3 separate regions of the Homo sapiens genome follow, and regions 1 and 2 are each linked to region 3. Evidence: chromatin contacts called from ENCODE Hi-C or POLR2A ChIA-PET data. All regions are on one chromosome and are shown on one strand. The core of a region is the stretch at or near the end of the contact, and the rest is flanking DNA. Distances in the headings are between cores, read along the strand shown.

Region 1 (4,325 bases), core at 1,517-4,016, 490 kb after region 3:
CATTCTTTCCATAATTTCTATCATTAAACAGCCTTCTCTCACCACCACGCCCAACAAAACTAATCTATTCCCCAACTGCCTATCAGAGACCAGATAAAAGTCAGTCTATCACAGCAGCAGTGATGGTCATGCCAATTTCACAGTGTGATTTGTGCACTCATTTCATTTTGAAAATGACCCTGCCCTCCATCTGTCTAAGCAGAATGTCCTGCTCTTTTCAAGCCAGGCCTCTGGAGCAGCATCACATGAAATAAGGAGGAAGAGACACAGAACGGCCTCCCTCCTGCCCACTTCAGCCACCATGCTCACAGGTACCCACACAAAGAGGAGAACCCCAACTGAATCCTGGTAGGGATCCCAGAAATTTGGAGGAGAATATAGTCCTTTTATTTTCATACATTTTCAAGAAGCCATTTGAAGATGATGTAAATACAACTCTGCAAAACAGAGAGAAAGACTAATGAAGGGCAATTTCCCATTCCCATGTTGTCATCTCACCTTAATTTAATAGCAAATTACCTAAGGTAACAGTACATATATAAGAATTTTAAAATACTGAGCCTTGCGAGGCACAGTGGCTCACACCTGTAATCCCAGCACTTTGGAAGGCCAAAGTGGGAGGGTTGCTTGAGGCCAGGAGTTCGAGATGAGCCTGGGCAACATGGTGAGACCCTATCTCCATTAAAACATTTTTTAAAAAAGATTAGCCAGGCATGGTTGTGCACCTGTAGTCCCAGCTACTCAGGAGGCTGAAGCATGAGGATCACTTAAGCCCAGGAGTTCAAGGCTGCAGTGAACTATGATCATGCCACTGCATGTCAGCCTGAGCAACAGAACAAAGCCCTGTCTCTAAAAAATAAATAAATAAAATACTGAGCCTAAATTCCCAAGGGAGAACCATCAGGCAGCCTGCTGTAAAGAAGTCGATGCACCCCTTCCCCCAATTTATTACTGAGCAGTATCCTCTACCCATGTACCTCCTTGGGCTTAAGACTCTAAAAGGGTGCACCAAGAGATCAGATTGAAAGAAGCCTCAGAATAGAGTTATAGTAATATTCCACAGTTGCTTTCTGTGGGGTCTTAGGTGAGCCAAAGTCCCATTCAATCCTGAAATGGGTGCAGTTTCCCTTTCTTGGAATTGATGCACTGGGAAGCTCCTTGTCTAGTTCCAGCCAAAAAGACCCAACTCTGCCAATTCCTGGCAAGGGAGAAGACTGAGTAAGTACATAAAGTCAGTCATATGATGATATGAGCAATCACACACCTACTAAAAATCTCCTTCCAGTGATACTGGGTAAATACGAACTACACAACTCCAGTAGTCACATCTGCTCACAGCTGGAATCAAGGCCTAGAAGTTCAAAGTTTACTAACTACACAAAGTTAGTTCATTGTTTTAATGGAGAAACAAAGACAATAATATTCCTTATACACACTTAGCACCAAACAATGGGCCCTTACAAACTCACGTACATGAGATACATGGATTGGGTTATTCATCAGTCACTATTTCCTATTGAAATTGGTTATTGGATATCATGGTTCAGCCCCTACCTACCTAGATGTGGCTTTAAACAAACTATTAATTTAATAGTTTGATTTAATTAATGTAATACTTAAATCTTTAAACCTTTCTAGCCCACAGACTTCTTAAACTACAATATGCAGAATGCAGGCTGCTTATTCAAATTAGAAATACTATATGTAAACAGTCTCTAATAGAGGTGCTATATGATATGGTTGACATCGTTATCAACCGTATGATAGCTGTGAAGTTTATATACAGAAAAGATTTATGGGCAGTAACACTATTATGGATGCATACAAAGGATTTGCAGTAATTATGTAGCAAACAACACACTTTTACTTGGATTAGGTTTATATTAGGTGCTAGAGAGACCAATGGATATCATGGGAGATGACAAAAGATACTGATTTCTTATTGGCAGAGACAGTTGGAGGACCACAGCAATGGATACAACCAAGTGTAAACGCCAACATATACTCAGTAATTTTTTTTTTGTCATGGAAAAGGAGAGATACTGCGATCAAAAACAGATCCTCTCCCAGTACCAATTAAGATTCACAGCACTTTTTCCTTATTAACCTCTGGAAACCACCAAAATAAGAAGGATTTCTGTTTGCTGCTGTATTCTGTTCTTACAAACTGTGCCCTCGGGGTAGCATAAGAACCTGCTCTAATTCCAAGGGAATTCAAGGAGTTAACTCCCTTTTGCCATCCCGCTCCTTTTATTAAAAGGTCCTTTTATTGTACTGACGATCTCTACTTTATTAAAAGTAAGCCAAACGCCAGCATTAGTATAGACCACACCAATGCACAAGGCTCAAAATCGCCAGAACATGGTGCCGGAAATCTTCCTCCGATTCGCTAGAGACCGAGGTGGCACAACAGACACAGAGAGTGCCCCTCATCTTTAGGGGGCAGGGAAGGCGAGTGACCGTGCGTCCACACGGGCCGCGAGTCGGGTCGGTGCAACAGGGACTACGCCTCCCAGCATGCAGTGCGGCCACGCCTGCGCAGCGGCGCCACAGGAACGATGCATGCCGGGACCGGGAAGATTCAGTCTCTGAACGGCCCGGAGTAGTCGTCTTTCCCCTTCTGACTGCCGCCACGCTGCAGTCCAGAATATTTGAAGATCAAACCGAACTTGAGAGACTAACGAGAACGGTCCCTTTTTATTCCTAACAGATTCCTTCCGTGGCAAAGTAACCCGTCGTCTTCCGTTTCCGGTTGCCCGGTTGCCCTGTTGCCGTGGTAACCGCACGCATAACAGCCGTGGTGGTTATGGCTGGTCTGAGCGGCGCGCAGATCCCCGACGGGGAGTTTACCGCGCTAGTGTACCGGCTCATCCGCGATGCCCGCTACGCCGAGGCGGTGCAGCTGCTGGGCCGAGAACTGCAGCGGAGCCCCAGGAGCCGTGCCGGCCTGTCGCTGCTAGGCTACTGCTACTACCGCCTGCAGGAGTTCGCGCTGGCGGCCGAGTGCTATGAGCAGCTGGGCCAGCTGCACCCGGAACTGGAGCAGTACCGCCTGTACCAGGCCCAGGCCCTGTACAAGGCCTGCCTTTATCCGGAGGCCACTCGGGTCGCCTTCCTTCTCCTGGATAACCCCGCCTACCACAGCCGGGTCCTCCGCCTGCAAGCTGCCATCAAGTATAGCGAGGGCGATCTGCCAGGGTCCAGGAGCCTGGTGGAGCAGCTGCTGAGTGGGGAAGGGGGAGAAGAAAGTGGAGGCGACAATGAGACCGATGGCCAGGTCAACCTGGGTTGTTTGCTCTACAAGGAGGGACAGTATGAAGCTGCATGCTCCAAGTTTTCTGCCACACTGCAGGCCTCGGGCTACCAGCCTGACCTTTCCTACAACCTGGCTTTGGCCTATTACAGCAGCCGACAGTATGCCTCAGCACTGAAGCATATCGCTGAGATTATTGAGCGTGGCATCCGCCAGCATCCTGAGCTAGGTGTGGGCATGACCACCGAGGGCTTTGATGTTCGCAGTGTTGGCAACACCTTAGTTCTCCATCAGACTGCTCTGGTGGAAGCCTTCAACCTTAAGGCAGCCATAGAATACCAACTGAGAAACTATGAGGTAGCTCAAGAAACCCTCACCGACATGCCACCCAGGGCAGAGGAAGAGTTGGACCCTGTGACCCTGCACAACCAGGCACTAATGAACATGGATGCCAGGCCTACAGAAGGGTTTGAAAAGCTACAGTTTTTGCTCCAACAGAATCCCTTTCCTCCAGAGACTTTTGGCAACCTGTTGCTGCTCTACTGTAAATATGAGTATTTTGACCTGGCAGCAGATGTCCTGGCAGAAAATGCCCATTTGACGTATAAGTTCCTCACACCCTATCTCTATGACTTCTTAGATGCCCTGATCACTTGCCAGACAGCTCCTGAAGAGGCTTTCATTAAGCTTGATGGGCTAGCAGGGATGCTGACTGAGCAGCTTCGGAGACTCACCAAGCAAGTACAGGAAGCAAGACACAACAGAGATGATGAAGCTATCAAAAAGGCAGTGAATGAATATGATGAAACCATGGAGAAATACATTCCTGTGTTGATGGCTCAGGCAAAAATCTACTGGAATCTTGAAAATTATCCAATGGTGGAAAAGGTCTTCCGCAAATCTGTGGAATTCTGTAACGACCATGATGTGTGGAAGTTGAATGTGGCTCATGTTCTGTTCATGCAGGAAAACAAATACAAAGAAGCCATTGGTTTCTATGAACCCATAGTCAAGAAGCATTATGATAACATCCTGAATGTCAGTGCTATTGTACTGGCTAATCTCTGTGTTT
Region 2 (4,394 bases), core at 25-2,524, 330 kb after region 3:
GATGGAAATGCAGAAATCACCCGTCTTCTGCGTCGCTCATGCTGGGAGCTGTAGACTGGAGCTGTTCCTATTCGGCCATCTTGGCTGCCCTCCCAGAATTGTCTTTAAACGCTATTCTAACATAACTTGCTATTTGATTGCCCAAACCATTGTGGTTACCATCAGTGCTCATCATCAGTTTTTTTTCTGGTTCTCTCCTATCTGGGCCCATGATCATATTACACTGCCTCACTTCCTTGAAATCAGGTGGAGTGCTGTAACTTGCTCTGGCCAGTGAAATATGATTGAAAAGTGCATATATTTCTCACCTTTTACTGATGAGGAAACTGAGACATAGGTTATATAATTAGGCCAAGGTTACAGGTCTAGTGAGCCAGGATTGTGAGCTCAGCAGTCTGACACAAAGCCCCTATGCTCAAAGACCAAACTATACTGGCCCCCCATTGTTGGCACACTAAGCATTGACAAATTAAGAAAACAAAGTTTTACTAAATGAAAGGAAACAGCCTGTCTTAAGAATTGCTGTAGGTAATCTATACAGCAGTTAATCCGTATAAACAGATTAAATCCTACCACTGACCCCTGCAAATAGGGAGAGAACAAGTTCAGACTACAAGCCTAGGGCAATTCATAGCATGAATTCTGATTTCTGTGCTCAAAACTATGTAGTAGAGTTGACTTACATGATTATAATTTTAAGCTGGATCTTAATCAGATTGCTTTCATAAGCCAAAGATGTCACAGGGCAAACCTCAAAATTGGAACTCAGCTTGGGAGGTCACATGGGTTCTTGGCTTGTGCAGGAAAGAATTCAAGAGCCAGCAATAAAGTATAAAGTGATAGAGTAAAGTGAAAGCCAGCAGTAAAGTGACAGAGTAAAGTGAAAGCAACTTTATTAACTAAAGGAATAAAAGGGTGGCTACCCCATAGGCAGATAGCAGCATGGGCTGCTTGACTGACTATACTTATGGTTATTTTTTGATTATGTGCTAAACAAGGAGTAGATTATTCATGAGTTTTCTGGGAAAGCAGCTGAGAGTTCCCAGAATTGAGGGATCCTCTCCCGTTTAGATCATATAGGGTAGTTTCAGGACAATGCCACGGCATTTGTAACTGTAATTGTAATTGTAAACTGTTATGATGTTGGTGGAGTTTCCATTGGTATGCTAATATATTATAATTAGTGTATAATGAGCACTGAGAATGACCAGAGGTTGTTTTCATAGCCATCTTGGTTTTGGCAGGTTTTGGCAGACTTCTTTACCACATCCTGTTTTATCAGCAGTCTTTGTGGTCTGTATCTTGTGAAACAAGTCCTGCTGAATTCCTTTTTCATCTCTCCTCAGAGACTGTGCACTCTTCCTTAATCCTAAAAGGTTGTAGAGGGACAGAGGTTTCATCTTCTGTAACTGCTTCATCCTGAACAGGAGCTGTCATCTCTATCTGATCTGGAGGCATAGAAATCTCTCACTACCTTATCTAATGATTTATAGGGACTCAGTCCTTCCTGCAGTGGCACAGGCTGGAACCCTTGAGTCAATTATCATGTTTGTCTGGAACTTTGGTAGCCTGGAAGATATAAACTTTACCCATCTGAATACCTGTTGAATATAACAAATAATTTTTTAAATGAAATAGCACCTAGTGATAATTAATAAAATGCTTAACCCCAGTTTAACAATGCTTATAGGAAGAGATCAATGCCATTTGAAATCTAAGTGAATAGGCTGGAAAACCAGTACCCTTTTGTCTGAAATACAAAGCCAAACAGATTTTCAATAAGAGGCGTTTTTGTGGAAACAGAATAAAAACAAAGGTTAATTTTGGGCAAAATCTATCCAGATGTTAGACTTAAAGCATCTTTAGTTACAGAAGAGTAATGCAGTGGCAATCTGACTCATTTTTCTTGCCTATATTGCAAGGAATAAGCTTTAGCTTGCAGGGCCTCAGGAAAAAAGGTAGTAGTAATTTTAATGAGCTTAATAGAAAAAATGGAAGACAAATATGAAAATGTTAGTTTGGGTACTTGTTGCTCAGAAAGAATTTAGAAATCAGTCCAAATTCCAGGGGGAAAAAAACCACCTCAAAAACATGGACAAGACTAGAATCTAACCACTGAGCTAATAAATAACTTAAGACACATATGAGAACTTCTGAAGTATAACAAGGTGAATGAAATGTTATCTAACCATAGGCCCCAGCATTCCTCACTAAGACTAAGGAAGGAGTTGTATGGGAAAATCCTTGACAAGCCCTCTTGATATTGTACAGATTATGAGGGAATGAATATTGACTGCCTCTAGTAATCAGAGGATGTGGGAAATGATTCTGTATGAGAAATGAAGAGAATTGTGTTATTATACATTTGAATATAGGGAGGGGGAAAAGAGAAAAAGAGAAAGTTACATTGGAGAGAAGCCAGAAATATGAGTAAAGGCTGAGACTGTACGAGATTAATGGTCAGTGAAATGCCCCATTGGTGGCAGGGGCAAAATCTATTTTGAGAATGGTGGAGCTGATACTTCATGAGAGGGTGCTTGTTTGTTTGTTTGTTTGTTTGTTTGTTTTGATGCAACTTCATAATTTGTCTTTTCAGAAAGCAAGTGGAGAGGGGAGAGATAGAGAAAGAAGGAAGGGAAGGATGGAGGAAGGAAAGAAAGAAAAGAAAGGGAGAGAAAGAGAAGAAAAAGGAGGGAGAAAGAGAAAGGAAGGAAGTAGGGAAGAAGGGAAGAGGGAAGGAAGGAAGCAAAAAAGAAAGAACCTTCTTCACATTATACTAAATTTATGAATTCTTGATGTGAGTGGATTTTTTTGGTGTGGAAATTGAGGAGGGAGCTGAATTTCACATTTAGTGTGATGATTATATAACAGATACAGCACAAGAATACATAAGAACTCAAAGGCCAAGATGAGAATATAAACCTGCCAAGAATATGTAGACATTTTGAAAAAGGCTTTGAATTTCCATAGTATTTCATGAGTTTAGGGGTTCACGTTGATCTTACCTAGATTTTGAAAGACAAGGAAGCTTCAGTTGACACCTGATTACAGAAATCTTTGGATGGCATAGGGTGGCAAGTCCCAGTTGAATGTTGATAATGTTTTGTTTATTTATTGCTTTTTAACCACTTTTTGGCAACTTAATGGTTTAAACACAAACCCCACATAGAGTCAAAGGGAAGGGACATAGACCCCACCTCTCATAGAAATAGTGTCAAAGAATGTGTGGTCATCTTAATTCACCAGATAATAATTTGGATGTAGTTGCAAAGTACCTGTTAAATTTCAAGATTTATATAATACAAGATATGTTATCCTCTGGCAAGGGCACAGGTACCAATATTTAGAGGGAAAGATAGTTTGGGAAACTGCCAAATGAATGTCAGTGTTGTCATTATGTACTAGCTAATGAATAGTATTTAGCCTTATGAATGCATCTTAATGGCTTGCATTTAAAAATTAGATTGAGATTTAAAGTGTGGTTACTAAAATTAACATTTTAATCTGGGTAATGACATAGAATGATTACATTAAACCTTTGATTTGGGTGAAAAAATGGTGAATGAATTTCTCATCCCAAGTTGAGGGCCCACTCAAACCACTGGAGAGTTGGCTTCATACCTTTGGATAAAACAAAAGCAAAAACGGCATATCTCTTTGGTCAAGAAGTTTAATTAAAAGAGAATTCAGCTGGACATGGTGGCTCACACTTGTAATCCCAGCACTTTGGGAGGCAGAGGCGGGCAGATCACCTGAGGTCAGAAGTTCAAGACCAGCCTGGCCAACATGGCGAAACCCCTTCTCTACTAAAACTACAAAAATCAGCTGGGTGTGGTGGCACGCACCTGTAGTCCCAGCTACTTGGAGGCTGAGTCAGGAGAATCTCTTGAACCCAGCAGATGGAGGCTGCAGTGAACTGAGATCAAGCCACTACACTCCAGCCTGGGGAACAGAGTGACAGACAGAGTCTCAAAAAAAAAAAAAAGAAAAGAAAAAGAAATTGAGAATTCAGCCAAGATGGGCAAGGTCTCAAATTGACCGCAAACTCTATTGGCACCATTTTTGCAGCAGTGTGTGTTTACTTTGTGTTTTTGTGTCACATTTTGGTAATTCTTACAACATTTTATACGTCTTATTATATCTGTTACAATTATCTGTGATCAGTGATTTTTAATGTTACTATTGTAATCCTTTGGGGCACTATGAACTGTGCCCATATAAGGCGGTAAACTTAATTGATAAATGTTTTGTGTTCTGACTGCTCTGCTGACCAGCTCTTCCCCATCTCTCTCCCTTTCCTTGGGCCTCTCTGTTTTCCAAGACACATCAATATGGAAATTAGGCCAAGTAATAACCCTACAATGACCTCTAAGTGTTCCAGTGAAAGGAAGAGT
Region 3 (4,371 bases), core at 1,435-3,934:
CCCCTTTCCGCCAGATAACATAGTTGGTCACAGAATAACTTTTACTTGGACAATCTTTTCTGGCTGAGGGCTGGTAAGATAATATTGTTGTCTTACAGATCCTCTGAAACTTTGTAAAAGCAAAGTACAATAGAAATATTGAAGCTGAATTAATTTAACTGGAAATGCTGAAAACAACCCAAGAGTGTTCCAGTTGAAGATGGCTCAAGCTGCAGCTGCTGAATGAAACTAGTCTGTTAGGGTGTGGTGGCTCACAACTGTAATGGGAGGATGAAACGGGAGGCTCACTTGAGTCCAGGAGCTTGAGACCTGCTTAGGCAACATAGTGAGACCCTGTCTCTAAGAAAAATAAAAAAAATAAGCTGGGCATGGTGGTGCACATCTGTAGTCCCAGCTACTCGAGAGGGAGGATGAGGCAAGAGGATTGCTTGAGTCTGGGAGGTGGAGGCTACAGTGAGCTGTGATCAAGAAGCCACTGCACTCTAGCCTGGGTGACAGAGTGAGATTCTGTCTCAAAAAAAGAAAAAGAAACAGAAACTAGACTGTCTAGCTAGGTACTACAGTGAAACAACCTTCTGGCTAAAACTGAATAGTCAAAAATGTGACAAAGAAAATAGTAAAGTTTATTTCTTTTTGGGAACAAGATCTTTAATTTCTCTGAGGCTAAAAGAGAGGGTACATTTCGGTGTTGGGCCTTTAATTTCTCTTATAGAAATTTATCAGGGGAAGGTGGTCCATCAATTTCAAATATGGGACAGTTTTTTGGGCTGCCCACAAGGGCTCTGTGGCCATGTTACACTCAAAATATAAAAATCCTCTCCACTAAGGTCATAATTGGACAGCGATAAAATTCATTAGTCTAGTACAGGGGTCAGCAAACCACAGCTCCATTTTTGGTATAGCCCATGATGTAATAATTGTTTTTACAGTTTTTAAGGACTGTAAAAACAGACAAGGTTATGTGACAGAGACTGTATGTGGCCTGCAAAGCCTAAAATATTTACTAGTCAGCCCTTTACAGAAAAAGTTTGCCAATTCCTGATCCTGTATGCTGTGGCCCTACAATTAATTTTGTTGCTGTCACTCTGACACACTTCAGAGGGTTGGAGAAGTGGGAGGAAGGGACTGTTTACTGTGTTGTTGGTAGAGTCCCAGGCTCCTTCTCTTTGGTGGATGGAGCAAGACCTCCAGAGACTGAAATATCTCTGAGCCCTTTATTTACATAAATCCATATTAATACCATTCTCAGTTTGGAAAACAATTTTTTAAAAAATTGAGAAAATATTTTTGTGCAAAGTACCAACAGAATAACATACACAGCAACTATTTACATGGGGCAGACGAAGGCTACAATTTAAGCAATTGCCAGATTCTCAGGATTGAGTCCTGATTTGAGATCACAGGGAGTAAGCTGTGACATCTTGGCTACTACTGATCAATAACAAGGACATTATTGAGGGCTTACCCTGTGTGAGGCACTGTGCTGACAGCACATATTATGTCAAATAACCCTCAAAATGATCCTTCCTGCCATGTGTCATTATCACAATGATTTGGCTCTTCTTAAGGCAGTTTACTTTGGTCTGCTTTCAAAGAAAAGTTGCAGTAACAGAAAGGGTCAAGAACCAAATGTATGCTATTAACACTTTCAGAAACAGAGCTCATTCAAAACAATTTTCCAAAATAACAAAATGTGAAGAATATGTAACAGTGACCGTTTTAAACACCTGCACTTATTCTTTCTGTACATGTATTCTTTCGCCTGGTACTAGGAAAACGTCCAACACCAGAGGTCCCTCCCCAGTTTAAAGTACTTCTGTCAAGTTGTTAACGCCTCATCTGTACCTGAGGAAAAGTAGAGTTTTTCCGTTTTTTATATATGGAAATCTGGGCATCTGAGAGAGGAAGGTCAGAAAAGTACTCAAAGTAGGCTAGGACGAGTTTGGCAGTGAACTCAAGAGCTGGTGGATTAGTGAGGGCGAGGGAGAGGGGAAGCCCAGCCACTGCTGTTCTGTCACCCGGTGGCCGCGGCTGCCGGGTCCGCTCTCGTGGGGCAAACACTCCGCATCCCGTCCCCTTCCCTGCAACCCGGCGCAGCTTCGTGGGAGGGGAGCCTCTCCTCAAAGCAGCCCCTGTCCCCAAGCCAGGTGCTGTCTGGTCAGCTGCCGGGAACGGATGTTCCACTCCTCCCTCACCCCGGCAGAGCAGCAGGTGAAGGGAGGTCCAAGAGGCCCACTCCTTCCCCCGAGGGCACCCCGACCCGGGCACCCGCACCTTGATGGGCTTGGTGTCGTTGGGGCCGAGGCACTGGCCATGCATCTCCTCCATGGCCCTGCAGGCCTGTGAGCTGCGGGCGAACTTGACGAAAGCAATGCCCTTGGACTCCTTGGTGTGCTTGTCCCGCACCACCCAGATGTCCTGGATGTCGCCAAAAGGCGAGAAGCGCTCCCTCAGCACCGACTCAGGTGTGTACTTGCTGATCACAAGGAAGATGCGGCTGTTGGGCGGTTCGTCCAGGCTGTCCACGCCCGGGCGGAAGCCCCCGCCGCTCGCAGAGCTGCCAGCTTCGTCCATGGTGCTCCACCCGAATGCAGGAGCCTCACTGCTCTTTGCTTCTGCGGTGTCTGCCACCGCTGCTGTCTCACACCCAAGCCTTTGCCGGCTCGGTGCTCCGCTTCCGGGAGAAAGAGGAGTCCGGCGCCAGGCGCTGTCCAGCCGCGCAGGATGAGGCCTTCCGGGGAGCGGCCTGCAGCGCCCCCTGGCGACGCGGGGGACCCTGACCCAGTCTAAGTCTCAAATCCTCAAATCCAGCTGAGCCTAGGCCCAAGTTATCAGTTGTGCAATCGTTCCCTGCAGGCAGAACAGCGCTGCCTAATGCACAGGCTTTCCCAACGCTGGCTTTACCCCACCCCTAAGGCCAAGGATTCTTTCCAGTGTTAAAGAAAAAATTATTCATGACACTCGTTAGAGATGGTACAGGAAGGCCGACTTTGACAAAGGGAGCCATGGAGATAGGTCCAGGGACAGCTGCAATGGGGTCTTGCAGTGGGAGAGAGAGATTGGACTGAATTTTGACTCTAATAAGGACAAATTTCTAACCAAGAAGCTTGGTGGGAGGTCAGTGGATGGAAAATTACAAAGAGGGAACATCAGTGTTAAGGAGGATTCTGGCTAAACCAACTTGACAGGATAGTTGCTGAAGGCAGGCCAGGGTGATTGATATCCATGGTAGTCAGACACCAAGAATGAGGATTTTCACTACACTGATTCAGCAGGATTCTTGCTCAAATTGGATTCTACAAGGACAGAAAGCCCAAGATCAAGCCTAGTCAAGCAGAGGACTCAAAGGAGCCTAACTAAGTTTTGGTCAAAGTGGAGAGTTGTCACCATCTTGGTCATAAGCTCAATAGATGATCAATATAGGACAGAGTTCAAACTATATAGCATTAGAGTTGGAAGGAAGCTTTGAGATCATTCAATTTCAGCGTCATTTGTTAGAGATGAGGAAACTGAGGCCTATAGCATAGCCAAAGTAATAGAGATAAAAAGTACGACTAAAACCAGAACTAACTTGGCCAGGCGCAGTGGCTCACGTCTGTGATCCCAGCACTTTGGGAGGCCGAGGCGGGCGGATCACGAGGTCAGGAGATCGAGACCATCCTGGCTAACACGGTGAAACCCCGTCTCTACCAAAAAAATACAAAAAAATTAGTTTGGCGTGGTGGCGGGCACCTGTAGTCCCAGCTACTCAGGAGGCTGAGGCAGGAGAATGGTGTGAACCCAGGAGGCACAGCTTGCAGTGAGCAGAGTTTGCACCACTGCACTCCAGCCTGGGGGATAGAGCGAGACTCCACCTCAAACAACAACAACAACAACAAAAAACCCAGAACTAACTCCATCTGTTGATTTACTCAACTTCTACAAGCAACCCTGGGGTTGGAGGGCAGTGAGGGTGGACTGCTCAGCTGTGGAACTAAGAGAAATCATAGAGTGCAAGCAAAGTGGGAAATGCCTTCTTGTTAACAAGCCTTAGAGGAGAGGTCAGAAACCCAGTAGAAATCCAGAAACAAGGCCTGGATTTAGCAGTGGCATTGGAATGAAGTGAAAGGAATAAACCCCTAAGTAGACCGAGGGCGGAGTTCTTCAAATGAACAAGTTCTGGATGCTAAGACCTAGGTTGCTATGAAGTCAACCAGATAAATACTTATTGTACTCCAACTGTGTGCCAGGCTCTATGCCAGGAGCTAGATATATAATGAGGAACAGGAAAGACATGTCCCGAGGGCTTGTTTTCCCCCACTGTGGAAATCTTACATGTAAATATATAATGCAAAGTAATATCAGATTATGTTACATGGTTTTGCTACTGAA

What was found. A loop is a pair of places that touch in the nucleus more often than their neighbours do. ChIA-PET counts read pairs that join two places held with the same protein, here RNA polymerase II (POLR2A). Pooled maps may share reads with other maps.
Region 1: a loop to region 3 is called in a map of CD8-positive, alpha-beta T cell, with 13 times the contacts of the local background. The contact joins the promoter of IFT70A here to the promoter of RBM45 in region 3. A Hi-C loop is called at or near these places in 3 of 168 maps with a recorded cell type or tissue (CD4-positive, alpha-beta T cell and CD8-positive, alpha-beta T cell), 1 of 37 single-sample maps with no recorded cell type and 8 of 50 pooled maps. POLR2A ChIA-PET finds 5 or more read pairs at or near these places in 1 of 52 experiments (T-cell).
Region 2: a loop to region 3 is called in a pooled map, with 2.4 times the contacts of the local background. The contact joins the enhancer-like site here to the promoter of RBM45 in region 3. A Hi-C loop is called at or near these places in 4 of 168 maps with a recorded cell type or tissue (MCF 10A, heart left ventricle, naive thymus-derived CD4-positive, alpha-beta T cell and 1 more) and 16 of 50 pooled maps.

What each region holds. Positions count from the first base shown.
Region 1 is chr2:177,617,183-177,621,507 of GRCh38, reverse strand. IFT70A (intraflagellar transport 70A) reads left to right here and starts at 2,766. Exons shown (of 1, transcript NM_152275.4): 1 at 2,766-4,325. The coding sequence starts at 2,807. IFT70A-AS1 (IFT70A antisense RNA 1) reads right to left here. Exons shown (of 3, transcript NR_198966.1): 2 at 3,988-4,207; 3 at 2,270-3,220. RefSeq lists an enhancer at 2,464-2,693.
Region 2 is chr2:177,781,096-177,785,489 of GRCh38, reverse strand. The region is part of intron 9 of PDE11A (phosphodiesterase 11A); the gene reads left to right. Among named protein-coding and RNA genes, the nearest start is that of PDE11A-AS1, 110 kb to the right of the region's middle. RefSeq lists an enhancer at 1,302-1,351. Within about 2 kb of position 1,274, at least 4 of the 41 ENCODE cell types and tissues checked have a DNase peak (open chromatin) inside an H3K27ac peak, as active enhancers do.
Region 3 is chr2:178,110,750-178,115,120 of GRCh38, reverse strand. RBM45 (RNA binding motif protein 45) reads right to left here and starts at 2,684. Exons shown (of 10, transcript NM_152945.4): 1 at 2,275-2,684. The coding sequence starts at 2,574. RefSeq lists an enhancer at 2,479-2,648.